Regions from separate parts of the Homo sapiens genome. Here region 2 is linked to region 1. A link is a loop called in an ENCODE intact Hi-C map of the cell type or tissue named here. Cell type or tissue: PC-3. All regions are shown on one strand. Links, peaks and the distances in the headings refer to the core of each region. The heading gives the core; the rest is flanking DNA.

Region 1 (2,821 bases), core at 234-2,733:
TCATTAGAAATCACCTAGAATCTTATGAAAAGGCAGATTCTGATACAGCTGATGCCTGAGCTTCTACATCTCACAAGCTCTTGGTGATGCTGATTCCACAGGCCTAGCGAGCGCACTAGTAGCTAGACTGTAGCAACCTGTAAATGACTCTCATTTTTCATTTGTCAAACTTTTGACTAATAGACTCAGCCTCAAATTATAAAGGAGAAAAAAATCAGTCCAGAGAAGACAATAGATAAAACATTCAGGGAATTAGATTAGGAAATGTATTTTAACTAGAATCTAGGATGGTATGGATTGAGATGTCCCCCCAGTTTGCCAACACTGGCCATTGCCATTTCTCCATTAGGATGTTAACTGTGACATCTTCCCCCTCCCTTCTATCTGCCCTCTGTAGCTTGATGTTGTTGGGGACAGTGCTGTGGACGAATTTGAAAAGCAAAGGCCAAGCAGAAAACAGAAAAGTTTAGGACTCCTGTGCCAGAAGTTTCTAGCTCGCTATCCAAGTTATCCCTTGTCAACTGAGAAAACTACCATCTCCCTAGATGAAGTTGCTGTCAGTCTTGGTATGTATCATCAGATTACCTGGAGGTCTGTCTCCAGTTACAGTGGGAAACTGGTTTCCTTGGGCAGGCTGAAGGCTTGAAGTAGAGTGGGCCCCTCAATCGGGTGAAGACAGAGGAACAGGCAGAGCTTCCTTTGTCATCGTCAAATTTGTTTTCATTATACATGGAATTTCAGGGAGCCTTTTAGACCTGAGGACCAAATGAAAATGCAGTCTTTTTTAACCTTAAAAAATATTTCTATAATAAGTAATATTTTTATAATAGAGTTACATTACAAATTAGTATCTCATATTTTAAATTCATCTTACTTCAGACAGACGCAAAACTATTTAGAAATAGCCTGCTTTTTATTTTTAATAATGCTTCCAGGAGTTCAGAACTAGTGTTATTTCAACTTTGTAAAGCAAGATTTGAGAGGAAGAGCATTATGTTTAAAGCCCTATACAATGATTGGCACAGCAAGTGGGTCAAATTAGAAAAAGGTCATTTGGACATAACTCAAACAACTAAACCTTATAACAAAGAAGAATCCGTGTGTGCACGTGCATGAGTGTATGATGTGAGATGGGTGTGTGTGCTGGAAATATGTATACACCTGCTTCAGAATAGAGACCCCTAGTGGACATTGCAGTTAGTTCCAGAGTGAACATATTGTTGACACTCGTTAAATAAGCAGAAATCACAATGACATGAAGGTGTCAGGGTGTCCCCTTAAAAATAGGAAGGTTTTACATACACACAAAAAAGAAAAAGTTCTGAACAAATCAGCTAAATAAATAAATGATAGATTATAATTTTTAGTTTGTTTCTTAGTTCTATTTCTTCCATATCCTAGAGAAATGTGCCCAAGTAGAGGAAAGTCTACTTGAATTATTCAAGCTGAAAGCTAAACAGATTTTGGTTGTTGGAAACTGAGAAGAAGAGACAGTGGGTTATGATAAGAAGACCATGGGCTGGGCTTTGGGTCACATAGGGCTGGATTTGAAGCCCAGCTCTCTAATTTACAGGCTGTAAGAGCTTTAAAAAGTGAAGTAACCTTCTTTTGGTCTATAACTTGGAAACTGCAGCACCTACCTTGCAGAGATATAGCAAAGTTAGGGATAATGTCAGTAACATGCCAAAGTCAATGGCTGGCATGGAGAGCTCTTATTATGTGGAACAGTTTCTAGTCAGCTCTTACTAGAATGTTGATACCCTAGCTGTCCTGTCCATCTCTATAGGAAGAGGAAGTAGAATGCTATGGTTTGGGGGCCGATTTGGAGCCCAGAAGTATAATATAGTATTCTAGGATTGGGGGCAATTAATCAAGAAAGGGAAAGTGAGCCAACTGAACATCAAAAAATTGGGTCCCCTTGCTGGCCCTGGGTGTATCAGTTGCATTCACATGGCATTTCTAATGGGAGGGTATATGGAATGTTATACTCCCTCAACAAGATGTGTTAATATATGAAAACAGACTAGAATAAAGAAGCAGGCAGTTTTAGGCAAGGGACTGCTGACTGCTCCTGCCAGCATCTTCCAGTAGGCATGGTGAAAATCCAGTTGAGGGCTTTTGGGTCCAGGGTCCTAGAAAGTAGTCTTACAGTAATGAAGGTAAAATGAAAGATCATCTGATATCCTTTTCATTGGGGTTCATGAAGCCTACTTCTTCCATGTACCCAACTTCCATTGAGGAGTGTTACACTGGTGTCACTGCAGAAGACAAAGGATTAGATGTTGGAGGGCCGTGTTACATCCCAGGGAGGACAGAAAAGTGGACTCCTACTTTTGTATGGCTGCAGATCGTTGTGCACATCCCCATGTTATGGCTGCCTGGAGCAGAACTCCAGAGATTTTTCCACAGCTTCCCAATGCCTCCTGATCACCCAGACCTACCAAACAAGCATGCCATCTTTTCATGTGACATCATAAAATGGCGTCCCTTGCTGGAAGCTGTTTCACTGACGACTGTCTTTTGGGGTTGAGTCTGAAGTCTGTGCTACATCCCAGGTTACAGACTGCAGGACTGTATTTAACTAAGGACGTGCAGAGCATTCAAATTGCATTGTTTTCCAGATTCCAGTGCCATGTAGATTTAACACTGGATATCATGGGTAACAGTTTAGAGAACTGGAAGTGACTTAATAGCACAGCCTAGGAAACTGTTTTCTGGGCTGAGAATTCTTAGTAAGTCCCATCAGCAACTAAGGGAAGCATAGCAAAAATTAGTAAATCCTTGACCATATAACTAATGCTGTGATTGGGATTAATAGAAT
Region 2 (2,821 bases), core at 42-2,541, 73 kb before region 1:
AGAGCACAGAATATTTTGAGGGCAATGAAACTACTGTGTATGATATTATAGTAGTGAGTACATGTTAATATAAATTGGTCTGAAACTATAGAATGTATAACACCAAGAGTGAACCACGTAAACTGTGGGCCATGTAAACTATGGAGTCTGGATGAAATGATGCATCATGCAGGTTTATCAGTTATAACACAGGTCCCACTCTGGTGGCAGAGGTTAATATGGGGAGAGGCTACATATGTGTGAGGGCAGAGAGTATTGGGGAATCTCTGTACCTTGCACCCAATGTCGCTGTGAAACTAAAACTACTCAAATAATAAAGTCTAATTAAAAAGTTATTACCTTTATAATATTGGTAGCAATGCCCTTGATGTTTAGTATATTATTCTAAGCCAGAATATAATTTTTATAAATAGCTCCTGTCATTTTTTACACCTCTCCTTATCCCACATTTGATTTATTGATGAGTTTTATTCATTCTGCTTCCACAATACATCCTGGGATTTTCCCCTTCCGTTCATTTAGACTGTCATCCCTGTGGGAAAGTCTACTACCATCATCTATCAACTAGGCAATGTATTAAAGTTCTTTCTCTTCATTGTTCTCCCTGATTCCTTTTGTCTCCCTTCAATCCACCCTCCATACAACAGTCTGAGGCTCCTGTCATTCCTCAACTAAAACTCAAAGGCGTCCCCTGTCCTTACAATAAAAATCCAATGCCCTTAACATGACTAAGGTGTAAGAAGCCCTGTGCTGATCTAGCTTCTCAAAACTTATTCTAACCCATGACCACTCTCCTCTTTATTTCCAAAGCTACACTCATATCAGCCTCCTCTAGGTTCCTCATATTAATACTTGCCACATCCTTTCACTAGGGTCTCTGTAAGTGTTGTTTCCTGGGCCTGGCATGGCCTTCTCATTTTCTTCTCTTGAAATTGCCAGCTCAAGTCCCTGCTCAAATGTCACTACCTCAGAGAGACTTTCCTAACCAGATAACCTAAAACTGGTTCACTGCCAGCCCCTGGTTCTCTCTCATAGCATCCTACTTTTTTTTCAAAGATCTTTCACAATCTGAAATTTCATCTTTATCAGTATTTACTTCTTTTCCCTCCATTATATAAGTTCTAATAAGGCAAGGACTAGTTTTGTTTTGATCCACTTTATAACAGTACCTAGCACATTGTAGACCCTCATAAAAACATGAATGAATGAAAGGACAAATGAAAAAAAAATCAGTGCTCAAAGATGTAGTAGTCCCTCCTTACCTGTGGTTTCACTTTTTCCAGTCTCAGTTACCCACAGTCAACTGCAGTACAAAAATATTACATAGAAAATTCTAGAAAGAAAAATTCATGAGTTTAAAATTGTGTGCTATTCTGAGTAGTATGATGAAATCTCAGGCCATCCTGCTCTGTCTCATGTAGGGACGTGAATCATTCCTTTGTCCAGCATATCCTTGCTGCCTAATCAACCAGACTGTTAGTCACTGAGCAGCCGCCTCAGTTATTAGGTTAACTGTTGTGGTATGTCAGTGCTTGTGTTCAAATAATCTTTATTTGACTTCATAATGGCCCCAAAGCGCAAAAGTAGTGATACTGGCAACTCGGATATGCCAAAGAGAAGCTGCAAAGTGCTTCCTTTAAGTGAAAAGGTGAAAGCCCTTGACTTAATAAGTAAAGAAAAAAATCATACACTGAGGTTGCTGAGATCTATGGTAAGAACAAATCTGTCAAACTGTGAAGAAGGAAAAAGAAATTCATGCTAGTTTTGCTGTCCTACCTCAAACTGCAAAAATTATATCCACAGTGCATAAGTGCTTAGGCAAAATAGAAAAGGCATTAAATCTGTAGGTAGAAGACATAAACAGAAATTTGTTCCAATTGACAGCAATCTGGTTCACTACTATCCACAATTTCAGGCATCTTGGAACATATCCCCTACAGATAACGAGGGACTACTGTATACAACATTTGTTCAAAGTAGGAGCTAATCCTGTTCTAAGTCAGAAATAAAACCATAATTCCTTCTGTTTTCATCCAGCTCTTGAGCCATTGTATTATACTTTTCCTCAAGGAGCATAAAGGATTGTTTTTCTGGTTATACATAGAGTAGAATGGCAGAAACTAAGGACTTTCAGAATTCAAACCCCTAATTCAAAACTGCCACATTCCATGACTAATGTGAACCATAGGCTATCACTAATATAGATTAAACTATTGTGAATATGACTATTATTCTTAATCAATAATTATTGACAACTATATTCAAAACTGGAAGACCCAGAGAATAGTTGCTACTTCAGTGGATTTTTCACTGAATCATAACTTCAATATAATACCTTATTTTACTGTTAAATCTAAATTAATGAATGTTATCATGAATTAATATGAGCAACTTTTATCATAATATCATATATATTTGTTTTGATGACTCTGTGTACTGTTTCATTTTTACCCACTAGCTTTCCAGTTATCTTCTGTTTAAATTTGAGCAACTTTGAAAACGAATGAAGTTTATAAGCTCTACTGAGAATGTAAAACATTGCATGCTAAATTTGTTTGAAGTTTTTCTATTTTATATCACTTATTAGTCACAGACTGCACAACTTGGAAAGATTAAAAGTCTAAAAAGTATTTGAATTCTACAGACTCCTTTTGTTTCTAATTTTATAAAATTTCTGCCAAATTTTTCTCAGAATTGACTACTTTATCATATTCAGTCTATGAGAAGCACTCCTGCTTAATTCTGGCCATTTTTGTAGTCCCTAGACATGTATCTATCACTGTTATAGTCATCATTGTTTTCTAGTAATGCATACATGATC

What was found. Hi-C counts contacts between places; a loop is a spot of excess contacts. Peaks named below come from ENCODE experiments on the same cell type or tissue, not always from the same donor. Only the 100,000 strongest peaks of a DNase experiment are listed, where the experiment ranks them.
Region 2: it touches region 1 in a loop (3-fold over the local background); 2 of 110 quality-filtered maps call a loop at or near these places.

What each region holds. Positions count from the first base shown.
Region 1 is chr12:77,048,321-77,051,141 of GRCh38, reverse strand. E2F7 (E2F transcription factor 7) reads left to right here. Exons shown (of 13, transcript NM_203394.3): 4 at 398-566. Among named protein-coding and RNA genes, the nearest start is that of E2F7, 16 kb to the left of the region's middle. In PC-3, for the core only: CTCF peaks have their summits at 987 and 1,187 (motif pointing left); a DNase peak (open chromatin) is centred at 1,171.
Region 2 is chr12:77,121,064-77,123,884 of GRCh38, reverse strand. LOC105369853 (a long non-coding RNA gene) reads right to left here and starts at 1,478. Exons shown (of 5, transcript XR_945118.2): 1 at 1,263-1,478. In PC-3, for the core only: no CTCF peak of the experiment used is centred there; a DNase peak (open chromatin) is centred at 1,454; H3K4me3 peaks cover 368 bases; H3K27ac peaks cover 1,925 bases.